Regions from separate parts of the Homo sapiens genome. Here region 1 is linked to region 2. A link is an interaction called in ENCODE POLR2A ChIA-PET data of the cell type or tissue named here. Cell type or tissue: PC-9. All regions are shown on one strand.

What was found. ChIA-PET counts read pairs that join two places held together with the same protein. Peaks named below come from ENCODE experiments on the same cell type or tissue, not always from the same donor. Only the 100,000 strongest peaks of a DNase experiment are listed, where the experiment ranks them.
Region 1: POLR2A ChIA-PET joins it to region 2 with 10 read pairs; 3 of 35 experiments call an interaction of 5 or more read pairs at or near these places.

What each region holds. Positions count from the first base shown.
Region 1 is chr1:214,453,128-214,461,127 of GRCh38, reverse strand. All of the region lies in intron 2 of PTPN14 (protein tyrosine phosphatase non-receptor type 14), which reads left to right. Among named protein-coding and RNA genes, the nearest start is that of PTPN14, 94 kb to the left of the region's middle. In PC-9, no CTCF peak of the experiment used is centred here; DNase peaks (open chromatin) are centred at 4,957, 5,887, 6,337 and 7,797; H3K27ac peaks cover 2,007 bases.
Region 2 is chr1:214,375,722-214,383,721 of GRCh38, reverse strand. PTPN14 (protein tyrosine phosphatase non-receptor type 14) reads left to right here. Exons shown (of 19, transcript NM_005401.5): 13 at 1-411; 14 at 5,620-5,763; 15 at 7,285-7,503. Among named protein-coding and RNA genes, the nearest start is that of SMYD2, 99 kb to the right of the region's middle. RefSeq lists enhancers at 2,389-2,888, 2,889-3,390. In PC-9, no CTCF peak of the experiment used is centred here; a DNase peak (open chromatin) is centred at 3,091; H3K27ac peaks cover 1,692 bases.

The DNA of each region.
Region 1 (8,000 bases), 77 kb before region 2:
CTTTGATTTCTTAGAGCAATTTTAGATTCACAGTAAAATTGAGAGGAAGGTACAGAGAATTTCCATATACCCCTGGCCCCGTGCATGTACACCCTCCCCCACTGTCAACATCACCCCCTGAGTGGTACATTTGTTATGATTATTGAACCTACATTGACACATCATTATCATGCAGAGTCCGGAGTTTACATTAGGGCTTACTTTTGGTGTTGTACATTCTGTAGGTTTGGACAAATATGATATGCTGCTATTTAACATGGCTTTCAGAAGGATCCAGGCCTGGTTCCTATTGTCAGCAAACAGTCATGCTCTGGGAAAGCTGAATGTGCTAGGGTCCCTGCTCCCAGAAACCAGATAGGGTCTTTGCTCCTAGAGTTTAGAGAACAGGACAAACAAGAAACAAAGCAAGGGGAACTGCTTGTGCTGCGGTACAGAAACAGGAAAGAACATGGAATTTTCAGGGAAAGGCGGAATTCAGTTTGCACTGATGTGTGTGTGTGTATGTGTGTGTGTGTATGTGTGTGTGTGTGTTAGAATTTTCAGGGAAAGGCAGAGTTCAGTTTGCACTGATCTGTGTGTGTGTGTGTGTGTGTGTGTGTGTGTTGGAATTTTCAGGGAAAGGCAGAGTTTGGCTTGCATTGATCTGTGTGTGTGTGGAGGGGAATTTTCAGGGAAAGGCAGAGTTCAGTTTGTTTGCACTGATGTGTGTGTGTGTGTGTTGTGTATGTGTGTGTATGAAAGGGTCATGGAAGGGAAGGAGGGTAAAGGAGGAAGGGGCAGGATGGAGTCTGCTTTTGAAGGGTTTGCTGTGTCTGCCTAGGGAGTTTTAACTAGATCTATAGGATAGTATTTCTAAAATAAGTTACAAAGGATAATTACCACCTTTTGATTGTATATACTCTGCTGAGCAGTTTCCATATATCAGCTCATGTAGTTCTCATAACAAGTCTGATGTGTCCCTACTCTTGCTGTTCCTATGTTACAGATGGGGAGGCTGCAGCATAGGGTGACCTGCCCACAGTCACTGGGCTGGTAAGTTGTGAGGCCGGTTCAAACCCTGGCAGCTGACGCCACTGTTCCAGTTCCCAGAGACTTGTAGTGGGGGAGCAGGGAGTATGGTAAAATGCTTTGGGAAACATTCTTTCCTCAATTCTGTAGTAAAAGAAAGAAAACGGTGTTCCAGTAAGTGTTTCACAGTTATCTTAGCCTTCCAGAAAATACTCTTTTGAACTATGTGGGGAATAAAACATTGCTGTGAAGTGTAAGGTCATCAGAGGACTCCAAGGAGGAGCATGACATAGTTACCTTGCATGTTAGGTAAAGAACTCAGTAGCACTCAGTAGTAGAAAAGAGTGGGGATCGGCCAGGCGTGGTGGCTTGCGCCTGTAATCTCAGCACTTTGGGAGGCCGAGGCAGGCGGATCACGAGGTCAGGAGATCGAGTCCATCCTGGCCAACATGGTGAAACCCCGTCCCTACTAAAATACAAAAATTAGCTGGGCGTGGTGGCACATGCCTGTAATCCCAGCTATTTGGGAGGCTGAGGGAGGAGAATCACTTGAACCAGGGAGTTGGAGGTTGCAGTGAACCAAGATCGCGCCACTGCACTCCAGCTTGGTGACAGAGTGAGATACTGTCTCAAAAAAAAAAAAAAAAGAAAGAAAAGAGTGGGGATCAGCTGGGCACAGTGGCTCATGCCTGTAATCCCAGCACTTTGGGAGGCTGAGGCGGGCAGATCGCCTGAAGTCAGGAGTTCGAGACCAGCCTGGCCAACATAGTGAAACCCCATCTCTACTAAAAATACAGAAATTACCCGGGCAAGGTGGTGCATGCCTGTAATCCCAGCCACTCAGGAGGCTGAGGCAGGAGAATCGCTTGAATCTGGGAGGTGGAGGTTGCAGTGAGGCGAGATTGAGATTGTGCCACTGCACTGCAGCCTGGGTGACAGAGTGAGACTCTGTCTCAAAAAAAAAAAAAAAGAAGAAAAGAGTGGGGATTGGAGGCGAGGAACAGAGATGCCAGTGGGCACAACTGTAAACCTGGCAAGAGGTCATGAGATGAACTGCTTAGGAAAAGTGTGTTTTCATTGTTTTAAAGATGAGGGAAAAATCAGGGATAAGTTGCTGCTTGGGAGCTCTATTAACAAAGACAATTCCAGAGATATAGGAAGCTCAGAAAATCAGAATTCCAATAATGTCATTATAATATGTCTGCATCAGTGGGTTTAACCCTTTTCTGCAAATCTTTGGTGGAGCATGGATGTGTAAATGGAGCTGGGCCTTTTACAGAGGAGATAGGATATCTGGAGCCCTATCTCAGTTTGAAAATAACTAGCCTAGGTTAAGGGAAAAAGAGCTAAAACAATGGTGCCTTATGACTAATTCTCACGGTTTAAAAAAGAAGTACATGAAAACACAGCAGAGTTTAGTGGCTAGGAATGTCAGCTTGGACCAAACTGCCTGAGTTTGAATCCTGGTTCTGCCATTTACTAGCTATGTAACCTTAAATAGAAGTACCCTGTGCCTCAGTTTTCTTATCTGTAAAATGGAGATGGTAATAGTAGCCACCTCTACAAATTGTTGGGAGGATTCAGAGAGTTAGTTTTTCATAGTTGCCACAGTCTCACAGTGCCTGGCATAGGAAGCACTCGATGTGGCTGCCTTCTTTGCAAAACACCACCCAAGCCATCCAGCCTCTGCCATGACACTTCCAGAGACTGGGCTGTCACCCTTTTGTAAGTCTGCTTGTTCCATTTTTAGATGACTTTAATTATTAGAAACTGGGGCCAGGCCTGGTAGCTCACAACTATAGTCCTAACACTGGGAGGCCAAGATGGAAGGTCACATGAGCTCAGGGGTTCAAGACCAGCCTGAGAACATAGTGAGATCCATCTCTACAAAAAAAATAAAAAATTAGCCAGGCATGGTGATGCATGCCTGTAGTCCCAGCTACTTGGGAGTCTGAGGCAGGAGGATCCCTTGAGCTCGGGAGAATGAGGCTGCAGTGAGCTATTAACATACTACTGCACTCCAGCCTGGGTGACAGAGTGAATCTCTCTGTCTCTCTCTCTCTATCTCTCTCTCTCTCTCTAGGTATAGATATAGATATAGATATAGATATAGATATAGATATAGATGAAACTGTGATCTTATATTGAGTTAAAATAGCAAAGTCTTTCAGTTCCTCGAACAGCTAGGATTAATTTAAGGTTGTGCTGTCCAATATGGTAGCCACATGTGGTTATGGAACACGTGAAATGTGGCTATTTTGAACTGAAATGTGTGGTAAGTGTAAAAACACATCAGATTTTGAAGACATAGTATGAGAAAACTAAAATACTCATTAATTATATGTATGTTTGAGTACAGGTTGCAATGATATTTTGAACGTGTTTTAAATAATATTTATTAAAAGTAATTTCACTTTTGGTACTTTTAAATCAATGTGGCTTCTAGAAGATTTAAAATTAAATATGTAACTCACATTTGATTTCTGCTGAACAGTGCTATTCTAAGAAACGCAAAGGGGGCATTTAATGGTAATAGTGAGTATAAGCATCCTAATAAAATGTAAAAATATGCTAGAATAACCTTGGCTCTACTTTTAACTTAACAAGTGGAAGAAGGATAAATGATATAACAAAGGCACCTGAGATACCCTTCAGTTCATTGGTAAACCCTATTTGAGGTAGAGAACTGCTGTGAGGAAATCCAGCGCTCTGGAGAATGGTGACTTTCATAACTCTCGGCTCTCTCCTAAGGCTAAGCCTAAGAGCCTTGGTTTTTAAAAGAGTGTAAAAAAGCTTTTAAAAACCAAACTATAATCATTTCAAAGAGTAAGTCCTTATCCTCTAATTTATCCCCTTTTTCTTTTGCAAATTTATATTTTGATCTTTACTAAAAGCTGTTTTACCCAAAGCTATCACTACAGTAGAAATTTTCCACATTTTGCTATTTTCATAATGACTAGAGATTATAAAGATAAGAAACTTAACATGCATTTCCTATTATCACATAAAAGTTAACTTACATGAAGAATATTTCTGTGGTTTGATTTCATGCTAATCTTTTGGCAATTAATAATTTATGTGGGATTTGGGGGGTACTCAATTAAATGCAACACCTCATGCCCTGGCAGATAATAGTGGAATTCTGCTGTATTTTATAGCTTGTTTAATCACGTCAGTATATATGTGTATTTGCAAAGGATTAAAATAATCAATGCTGATTAAGAATCGACTGAAGAGTAGACTGCTGGGGGAGATTTCTCATCTTTAAGTTTTGTGTTGCTTTTTGTCTTTGTAAAAATGACAGTGTGAAACATTATTAGCTTAATGTCAATCCTAGAATGTAATGGCACCGGCATCTCCATTTTCTAGGTATAGAGATTGTGGGTGAACTATTCGCCAGTCTTAACTTGTACGTCTTCATCTTTCTGTGTATTCTAGGTGAGTCGTACAGTCTCAGAAGAGTGGTTTTTCTTGGCTATGGGACTTGCTTCTTGGGTCTGTGTTACTCTGCATTTTCTTTTCATGTACTTTTATAAAGAGATTGGCTAGGAAAATGAAGAGGGTGCAGTTGTTAATTATAGATGTGTCAGTTATAGAAATCTCAGACCTACCCAGAGTAGAGGTTGATTACACACAAGTTCTTTTCTACCGTTATCCAACTGATGTACAGTGGCTTATTTTCCAAAGCCATTGGAATGTAATTGCATGAAGTGCTATTTCAGAGTCTGCTTATAGTCATCTTTTGAAGTATTTTCCATGCCTCAGTGAAACTGTTCGTGCTTGTATAATATGTAATTCATATATTTTATGTGGAAGCACACCATTTCTTAATTTACAGCTGAAATATTGGGTAAGATAGGCAACCTATTACAACTTAATGCAAGATATTTTAAACTTTTGCTTCTGGATGAGTAACTCTTCAAAATGCTTGAGATAAGATCATGGCTTTAATCCTTGGTAATTGCCAAGACTGCATCTAAACCTCTTACAAATAGCATTAGTCTGTGCCATTGTCACAAAACTGGAAAAACAAAACCCTCAAAAAATATTTCCCTTTTAATAGCTAAGGTGGGGGATTATACCATCTCTTTACAAATAAATGAACAAACAAATAAAAACCACCCCAAACTACTTTTTAATAGATTTTATTTCTTTAGAGCAGTTTTAGTTTCACAGCAAGATTGAGCAAAAGGTACGGAGAGTTCCCATAATGTCCCCTGCCCTCAAAACTACTTTTAAGGGCCCTTATTCTCTAGAATCTTTCCATAATACCAAAAGATGGACATTTTGACGCTGTAGTATCCACACACCAACCTGCCACTGAAGAAACTAGCCGATTTTTTAGTATATGCTTAAATGTATGTTTCCTGTGTTAAAATGCAGTACACCAAACCAAATAAATGAGGAAGCTGCTCACATAAAAATGACATTTTAGTGTGGCTTTCCCTACTTGGTTTCATCGTAGTGCATTTTTTGTAAGTGGTTCAGGGATGTGGTTCTTGTGTCTGAGGACTGGCTCTTCTGTCTTCTTTTCTCATCATTGCAGTAAACTTATTGCAGAACTCATGGCACCAGAGCTGTGTGTTCTAGTTTTCTTAAGAAAACTGGAGCAATAAAATGGGATTCATACCTCACCCAGAGGAGGTATCATGAGGATTAAATGAGTCTGGCTTACTTTTGGTGCCTGAGATATAAACAGAACAGATATTTCAGGCATTTACTCAGGTAATATGATGGGATCCTCTTGGTGTCATGGAGAAGGTGGTTTCTATTTGCAATCATCCACCATGCTTTCTTCAACCATGTGGCAATGTTTAGCAGCTAAGCTCAGCTTTCAAAATTGAGCTAGAGTTTAAATTGGCAAGTTAACCACAAACCAGCCTGGTGGGGTCTCAGCTGGGCTTGACAGGATTAGTAGTTCCTTGGATAATACACAGGAAGTTGATTGGTGCACATGCTAGTTGAAATGAGAGCCTAGGCTCTGATTCCATTTCCTGTGAGGCACTGTGTAGACGTGGGAGAATAAACATGTGCTGTATTGGACTTTCAAGGCAGGGTCTTTCTACTCCAGAGTAGGAAAATAGCTAGAGGAAGAACGGGAGGAGTAGGGTGGGAATGGAAAAGGTTACTTTGGGCATAGCTTCAAAAATCAGGGTGGGGATGGACTTTTCTTCCTGCTAGAGAACTGAATTTGACAGTTCTAAAGTTAGGATGTTCTGGCTGTGAGTAGATACAAACTCTGTCCTCCAGATTACCTGCCTCCCCCAATTCTGCCCTGCACTGGACACCCCGTTTCTTCCATAGTTATGTAATTATTTCACTGGATAATTACCTGGTGAGTCACCCTGAAATATTCTGTGTCCTCTGGAAGGTGCTGTACAACAGCAGTGATAAATTTATGCCATGAATTAGGTTTTTCTATTAGAAGTGGTTTACTTTGTTATTTAGAGCTCTGGCTCAAGATTATTGCCTTACTATCATTTCTCTTGTACCTCATCATCCTCCTCAACATATCCATATGTGTGTATGCACAGGAGTGTGTGTATGTGCAGCTGTAGTGTGCATTTTGTGTGTGTTGTATGTGTGCACATACATGTTCGTGTGTATATATTCCATGGAATATTCTTTCTCTGAGGGATTTCTGGGGTGGAGGTCAGGTCTGGTTTAATGATCTGGATGGATGGGAATGAGAAAAGGAAATTTAAAATAGCTTTCAAGACACAGAAGCAATAAAAATTTTAACCGTTTTTTAAAATCGATTGTAGAACATTTATGCAGTTACTGTGGCCCTCTATAATTTGAATATTACTAATTTGAATGAAGTGTGGACCATAAAAATATCTCCCAAATGTCAAAACTACTTTTAGTGAAAGATGATAAATCATGGTTAGCCTGTTAAGCAATTGTGAAGTTGCCCTCTGTTTCTCCACTAATGCTTATAAAAGGGCTCTTTTCCAACTTTAATAATTGCTGCATAGCATGTTAATTACATATATTACATAATTTATTATATGGAGACTCACTCCTAGGCATCCAAAATACCGTGGAATACCCTCATACAGCCCTGTGTTCCATACAGGAATTCAGTATAATGCAGAGCTACTTTGGACCCTTTTCAGATAAGTTTCTTGAATTGAATACCCAAATGACTTCATGTTAAGGTTAGCTTAAGCCTACATCATAGATCTCAGAGGATAGCATCAGAGTGATGTTCCAGTGTCCCAATATCATCTCTCATGAGATCCTCAAAATCTTAGTGGAGGTATAGCTTTGTGATTTTTTTCCTTACATCTTTTAAATATTTATGTTATTTGTAGATGTTCCAGCTTCTACCTTTGCCTGCTTTTTCTCATTGACTCCCAGATAACCTCTGTTTCCTGATTCTCTGGTTCACAGAGATGTCAGTAGTGCTGATGAAAAAGATTTATGAGGTTTACCTGCTTTGATTTACTGATGATGATGATGGTGGTGGCGATGGTGGTGGTGGTGGTGGTAACAGGAGTAGTAGTCGTGCAGCCGCAGCAGCAATAGAAGGTACCACTTATGATGTAGTTACTTACCATGTGCCATGCAGGTGATTGACAGGCATTATCTCATTTACACCTCTCAGAGCCTGTGGGCAAAAGTTGTAACCATCATCTCCATTTTGCAGAGGAGAAAACTCTGAGAGTCTAGAAGGCTCAATGACTTGTGTAAAGTTACTGAGACAGTGAGTGCAAAAGATGGGAGATGGACTGACCTCCAAGTCTGTTTTCTTTCTATTCAGCCACATTTCATTTCCTCTATGTCATCACTCAGGTTGGAACAACTAATGGACTCAGTGGAGCTAGGAAATGAATAATAGGGTCAGAATTCATCCAAGTAAGTTTGTCTAAGTTGATAGAAATATAACCTTGGCTCTGGTTGGCATTTTGTTGCTCAAGAAATGCATAGATTTCTGATGTGAACTTGTCCTTTGGAACATCATGGGAGAAAGCTAATCAAATCATTAC
Region 2 (8,000 bases):
GAGGAGGAGGAGGAGGCTCCAGAATCGGTGCCCCAGATCCCCATGCTCCGGGAGAAGATGGAGTACAGTGCCCAGCTGCAGGCGGCCCTGGCCCGCATCCCCAACAAGCCCCCGCCTGAGTACCCCGGTCCAAGGAAGAGTGTGAGCAATGGGGCTCTGAGGCAGGACCAAGCCAGCCTTCCTCCCGCCATGGCCAGAGCCAGGGTGCTGAGGCATGGGCCAGCCAAGGCCATCAGCATGTCTCGGACTGACCCGCCGGCTGTCAACGGGGCCTCTCTCGGCCCATCCATCTCGGAACCCGACCTGACTAGTGTGAAGGAGCGGGTCAAAAAAGAGCCTGTGAAGGAGAGACCTGTGTCTGAAATGTTTTCCCTGGAAGACAGCATTATAGAGAGAGAGATGATGATCAGGGTGAGTGTCCTCCTCTCCCAGGGCATTTTCCAGTGTGAAAGCACATGCTTCAGGCACTGAGCAAGGGGCAGGGCTTATGCAGGGAACGTGGTAGGTTTTTAAGGAATCATTGAGCATTTAAAAGGTAGTACTTTATTACACAAAATGTTGAGTTTTTGCCCTTTCAGATAAATCTTCCATTCTCATTTGTGGCTTCTAACAGGTGTACTTGGTACGTTATTGAGGCCAGTGCCTCAGCCAGCATTTTGCTGTTTATTCAAAGCTCAGACTTCCAATTGGGTAAGCTGGTATTGGGGAAGTTCACCTTGCTGTGTCTTTTAGTGTTTTGTTTTCTTGAAGGAAAGCTGTCCCCCACATCCAGTTAGGTATTAAAGAGCAACATCCCTATACCGCCTTCTGTATAGATCCGTAAGTCAAGACTCACCAGTATTGTCTGGACTGTGATATGTCTAGCTTTGTATTCAGATTTTCTTTCAATAGATGTTTCACACAGATTCAAGAAAATTATAGTAATTGGATATATAACTTAGTAATTGGATAAATAATTCTCCATTGAACTTATTCTGTCAAAAATTCACACACATACGTGAATACACACATACATATATACATACATATTACCACTTGAAGATCCATCCTAGTACTAGACATGAATAGCTCTTCTTCATAATATGTACAGAGCCAGGTATGGTGGGGGACACCTGTAGTCCCAGCTACTTGGGAGGCTGAGGTAGGAAGAGCACTAGAAGCCAGGAGTATGAAGCCAGCCTGGGCAGTATAATGAGATCTTATCTCTAAAATAAAATAATAATAAAAAAAGAACCAGCCAGACATGATGGCAGGAGCCTGTAGTCCTAGCTAATCAGGAGGCTGAGGTGGGAGGATCGCTTGAGCCCAGGAATTCAAGGCTTTAGTGACCTATGATTTTGCCACTGCACTCCAGCCTGGATGACAGGACTAAACCTCATCGCTTTAAAAAAATATATTGTACAATTTGGGGAGACAGTTAAGTTGTCAGAACAGGACTATGCAGGCACATATAGAACAACGAAGTGAATCTGCTCTTACTAATGAGAAAATGTTTGGATTATAGCTACTTTAAAAAATCTCGACTGGGCACTGTGGCTCACGCCTGTAATCCCAGCACTTTGGGAGGCCGAGGTGGGCAGATCACAAGGTCAGGAGTTCAAGACCAGCCTGACCAACATGGTGAAACCCCATCAGTACTAAAAATACAAAAATTAGCCGTGTGTGGTGGCGTGCACCTGTAATCCCAGTTACTCAGGAGGGAGGCAGGAGAATCACTTGAACCCACAAGGCGGAGGTTGCTGTGAGCCGAGATGGCACCACTGCACTCCAGCCTGGATGACAGAGCAAGACCCCGTCTCAGAAAAACAAAAAAAAATCTCCATTGCTGCTTGCCATGAACATTTTCACTCCTTTAAAAAAAACCTATTAACTAGAACTAATCAAAGCCAGATTGACTTCTCTTCATTCACCATGGCTGCACCATAAGGTAGCCAAGCCTAATTTTAGGAACTCCGAAACAGTTGTAACTTAAAATTTGCTTTGATGGATTCCATTAGGCCACCTTCATTTCCAGGTCTTCCTAACCCATCACTGGGATTCAACCTGAAAAGAACAATCAAGGCCCAAAGTTTTAAGGAAGCCAAGTTCCTGGGGTCAGAAATTGAATCTGTAGCAACCTTGTTACTTTTGGAAAACCTTAAGAACATTCTCAACCTCACAGTTCTGGCCAGCCCCACTAGAGTAGTGCTAAGAGATTTTTATACAGATATGACTTTTTGCAAACCTAGAAGGAAATTGTGCAAGGTGTACCTTTGCCTCTAGCAAAGAAAACCTTTGGCTTGGAATGGAAGAAATGGGTAGGTGCTGTTGGGAGAGAGCTTTCCCAGCATGGAATAAAGCAATTTATTGGTAGAAAATGATTTTTCAATACTTCTTCCAGACCACTTAAAAGCAACATTAGCATCAAGAACCTATCAGTCTAAGCATTTAATTTAGCTATTTCCCCTGCCAACTTGATACTTAATGATGTCCACATGGTCCCATAACCTCATTTTGGTTGTATTCATCCTCTTCTCTTGTTACTCGTATTAAACAAATAGCCTGTAGCCAAAATCTTGGCATGGGTCTCCTCCTTAGAGCTCCTTGCATTATCACAAAGGAACAAGGAGATTTTCACTATTGTTTTTTCTCCAGATGCTTTTCCATTCCATTCATGTGGGTAATAATGACTAGCAAATTTTAGCCATTAACCTTTAGTTCAAGAAAATAATTACCCCATTTCTACTTCATTTTCCCTGTTGATTTTTTTTTCCCCCAAATCTGCTACACTCAGGAGCTCAAGGACACCGGCAGACCTTAGAGTTGGATTAGGAGCTGCTTCAGTGAGCCAGGAGGCCAGGCAAGGTGGTGACAATGCCAGTGGCTTTGAGCCCAAGATGAGTCTCCATCTGTTTTGTTTTTAATGCAAAAACTCACCCCATAGCCTAAGCAACATCCCCACAGGTCAGATACTTCTCTGCTCTCCTCACTATGGGCAGCTTTTGCCAGCTTGATGGGAATTCATGAGAGGTGATGGCCATTCTAAGGGCCCTCTTGATCAGAACACAATGAGAAACTTTTAGCAAAAGAAAACTCAGGGGCTGGCGGGGTGTGCAGGTATGGTGAGAATTTGCCCTCTGGGCAGCTCTCCTGGAGCTGCTTGTCTGTTTGATGGATGGTTCCGCCGCTTTTATAGCTTCTCATTCTGGCTCCTACTGCTTCCTTGAAGATACTTCCCTGCTTGTAGTCCCCTAGCCAGAAGTTGATGCACTGAGAAGAAAAGGCCCTCTGATCACAGATCAGAGCTTGTGAATTATTATTATTTTTTTTATCTCTGGTAACAAGCTGATAGGGTGAGTGAGAAGGATCAAAGAGACATACTTTGATTTATCACTGAGTAATAATCCTTTCCCGAGAAAGACAAGTTAATTACTTTTTGTCTTAGACCCAGTTAGGGTCACCTTACAGTGCAGGTGGAAAGAAAGCAGGACTGCTGAGAGGAGCTCAGGACCCATTTTTCAGGACTATTGCCTTCTCAAAACTTTGGAGAGCAGTGAAAATAGATTCCCAAGTGAAAGAGGTGGCAGAAATAAAAAAAAAGAAAGAAAAACTCTTTCTCCCCAAAACTAGCAGCAAGCAAACAAAGACCTAAAAATTTTAATCCAGAATCTTCCCCCAGGGGGTTCCCGAGAATTGAGAGACCAGGGTCATTTGTAAGAATATTATATCTTTTGGTGGTAAGTCCTTGGGTACTGTAAACCCAGAAAATCTGAGACAGGTCTCAGTTAATGTAGAAAGTTTATTCTGCCAAGGTTGAGGGTACACACCTGTCACACAGCCTCAGGAGGTCCTGATGACATGTGCCCAAGGTGGTCGGGGCATGGCTTGGTTTTATACATTTTAGGGAGACATGAGACATCAGTCAATATTGTTTCTGTCTGGAAAGGCAGGACAACTTGAAGCAAAGGCAGGAAGACTTGAAGTAGGGAGGGGGCTTCCACGTCACAGGTAGGTGAGAGGCAAATGGTTGCATTCTTTTGTTTCTGATTAGCCTCTCCAAAGGAGGCAATCAGATATGCATTTATCTCAGTGAGCAGAGGGGTGACTTTGAATAGAATGGGAGGCAGGTTTGCCCAAGCAGTGCCCAGCTTGACTTTTCCTTTTAGCTTAGTGATTTGGGGCCCAAGATATTTTCCTTTCACAGTGCTTTTCTCACTTTCTCCCAGTAACCTCCTCTGAGATACTCCTTTGGTTTGTCTGATGAGTCGGCTGCCACCAGGATAGGCATCCTGTTGTCAGTGTCACTCACACAGGCTTCATTCTGATTGTAGGTGACATTGTGGAGACACATGGAAGGGCGTCATGCAGTCCTCCCACCCGCAATTAGAATAATTCATAACCCTGTGGGATGGCTCCGTCAAGACCTCTTCCTGGGGAGTGAATTTATACATCATAGAATAAGGAAAAAAGTCTCTCAAGGCTTGAAAAGAAACCAAGGATTCAATGGCTCTTCATCTGTGTCAGTCAAATGAATCTGCAAATTGGTTGCCCTTCATTGTGAATCAAAATCCTAAACCCTGCAAAACTCATCTGCTTCTATGAGGAATGCCTGTGTTCTTCCCTTAACTTCAAAGACACACTTAATTTTAGGAAAGGCCCTTCGTGGCTTGCTTGAAGTGAGCATAAAGAGAGCTTTTTCATACTCGGTTAGTTTCAAGGACCTGAGGAAGCACAGCAGGAGGCTAAAAACCAGCCCTGCCCAATCCAATTTCAATTTAGAGGTGAGGGCAGAGAGGATGGAAATCAAAAAGCCACAAACCAGGACCAGGTGTAAACATCAAAACCTTTCCCTAAGTGGTCTGCTCAGTTCCGGAGTCCATGTTCCCCCATAGCTCAGTGGCATGCAGTGATGTCCCACCATTTGTGTTGGGAGGCACCGTCTCTGTTACTGTGGGCCCTCTGGGTGAAGCCTGGAGGGTGATGCCTGCGGATCATCTTAGGTGACCCCAGCCAGGCTTTGCTGTTAGTGAGTTTGCTAAACCACATCAGCTCTCAATTCTGGGGATGACACACCCTTAGGTATTCCAAGGATCAGAGATTAATTATAGAATTAACGTCCTCAGCATTAGCCCCTCAGGACGGAAACTTAGGAAGATTTTCCTCTACAGTTTATGTGTGTGGATCTCTCAATCAACAACAAACTGTTTTACAAGTTTTGCTCCGTTCCGTCTGTGCAGAAGGTCCGTCACTGTGATTGGATTAGATGGTTCATATAACCCTGTTTCTCTTTTCCTTGTCCTGTCATCTTTACCTTTCTAAAGTGTATCGCATGTACCCTATTTTGTTTTTGTTTTGTTTTGTTTTGCCCTATGGCAGGGTGTATTTGTAGGGAGTCTTTTTTCTTATTTATTGGTCTATCTAGCTAAGGAGTTAATTAAGAATAAAAGCTCAGGAGTCCTGTAGGAACTGGCTTCCAGGGGCCCAGTGGGAATAGTGGGAAGGCTGTGTTTGAATTTGCCCTACTGATGGTGATTGTCTGCATTCCTTGGCTGGGGAGTTACAGATTTGAGGAGATTAAAACACATTCCAACATTCTACTAGTATTATAAACAATGAGCACATGCCTTTTCTTGCCGCAAGAATCTAGAGAAGCAGAAGATGGCAGGCCTGGAGGCACAGAAGAGGCCGCTGATGTTGGCAGCATTGAATGGGCTCTCGGTGGCTCGAGTCTCAGGGCGGGAAGAGAATCGAGTTGATGCCACCCGGGTTCCCATGGACGAGAGGGTAAGTGGCAGGCTTGTCAATGTGACTCATTCTCTGTAGTCTTAGGATCCCAAAACACCCTCCTTGCCCGAATATGCCAGCATTGAGATTTGTGTGATGCATTCTTTCTTCAATCTGAGATTAGGAAGATCAGGTATAACTGTGTTGCATTAAATCAGTCCCTTTCAGCATCTCATGTTTCTCCATTCCGGTCTTCCTGCTTTGTCCGGTTGGCAGATCATTGGTTGACTAAAACCATCAGCCCCTAACATGCTGTATGACTTGGTCAAGTCACTCAATTTCTTTGGGCCCACTTCCTGTTTTGTAAAATGCACAAGTTAAACACTTGCAGTAGCTCTGAATTTCTGTGATTTTTGTGAGCAATTGCCACTTCTTAGGAAGTGATTATTTTATCCAAGCATTTATTTTTATTTTTAATTTTTTTAAACTTTTATTTTAGTTTTGGGGGCACATGTGAAGGTTTATTACATAGGTAAACACATGTCACAGGGGTTTGTTGTACGTATTATTTCATCACCCAGGTATTAAGCCCAGTACCCCATGGTTATCCTCTCTGCTCCTCTCCCTCCTTCCACCCTCCACCCTCAGGTAGGCCCCAGTGTCTGTTGTTTCCTTCTTTGTGTTCATAAATTCTTATCATTTAGCTCCCACTTATAAGTGACAACATGCAGTATTTGGTTTTCTGTTTCTGCTTTAGTTTGCTAAGGATAATAGCCTCCAGCTCCATCCATGTCTCCCGCAAAAGACATGACCTTGTATCCAAGCATTTATAGAGTTCTTTAAAAATGCTGTCCCCTCGTATGACCATAAAATGAGGCTGATTTATAATTGTCTGGATAATGCATTGTGACAACATGGGTTTTGAAAAGCAGAAAGCAGCTGCATGGTAGTGTTTCAGAAGCGAAGAAAGGTGGATCCTTAGTTCCCGAAATTGCTGTCAGAAGGTTAAGAAACAGGTTGTATAAATGTAATAAAGTACTAATAACACCAGGGTGTTCGATTTCTGCCAGTATGTATCCAGAATTAGAATGTTTTTAAAGCCAGAAGGGACTTCAGAGAAATCATTTAACCCAATTAATACCATGTTATTGGAATTAGTAGTTTGGCCAGGAAGGAGGAAAAAAGAGAGTGATTTAATCCTCAGAGCTATAGAACTGTGGACCAGTATCATCTTAAAAACAGCTATATAGGTGGAGGAAAGGATGTTTGGATAATTAAGATTAACAGTCTCTTTATCATTAGGACTTTAAACAGAGTTGTTAATAGCAAAAATATTGATTTTTGAATTTCAACTCTTGCTAGTTCTTGCAGATTTGTTCTACTTATAATATGAGTAAGAAGGAAAATGGTTATTAGACAAGGGAAAATATCAATATGGTTGATAATGAGACAAACCAAGCATTGATTGTAGAACTTGAAATCTCTTTTAACACAATCGCTAAATATTTAAAGAAATTTGGTTGTTTCATTGAGTTTTTGGATCAGATAATTTAGAGAGCTGAAGATCAATTTCTGTTGCAGTTCAGAACCCTGAAGAAGAAACTAGAAGAGGGAATGGTGTTCACAGAATATGAGCAAATTCCAAAGAAAAAGGCGAATGGCATTTTCAGCACAGCAGCTCTGCCAGAAAACGCCGAGCGCAGCCGAATCCGTGAAGTTGTCCCCTATGAGGAGAATCGAGTAGAGCTGATACCAACCAAAGAAAATAACACAGGATACATTAATGCCTCCCACATCAAGGTAAGAAGGCAAGCCTGTTAGAAGGTTTGGTAAAGATGGCTGGGTTAAAGGGAAAAATGCGGGGAGAAGAAAATGTGTGGGCTGCAGTTGTACCTTTTGGCTTGTCCCCAGACCCTCAGGGATTGTTTTTGAACTCCTGTGCTTTTCTTAGTCAAGTGGAAGGGCATGTCTATCACTGCAGAGAGAAGGAAGTCTAGCAGCCTCAGGAAGAACTTCAGGTCAGCGATTTCTGAAGCTCGCTCATTACAGAGGCTTTAACTTTTCCTTCTCTCTGTGGGCTGTAACTCTCTCTATACTCAGATTATCCTTTTCAGTTTGTAATTAGCAGGTGCTGGAGACTTTGGAAGTTACAGGTATTGCGTTACTGACATAAAAGTGTCATGTTCAATAACAATAGAAACTATTGTTTTTCCCTTATAATACTGCAGGTTATGCATTTTATAAAAGCGCGAGTCCTATTATTGCATGGTATTTAGAAGAGTGGAGTAATTTTCACC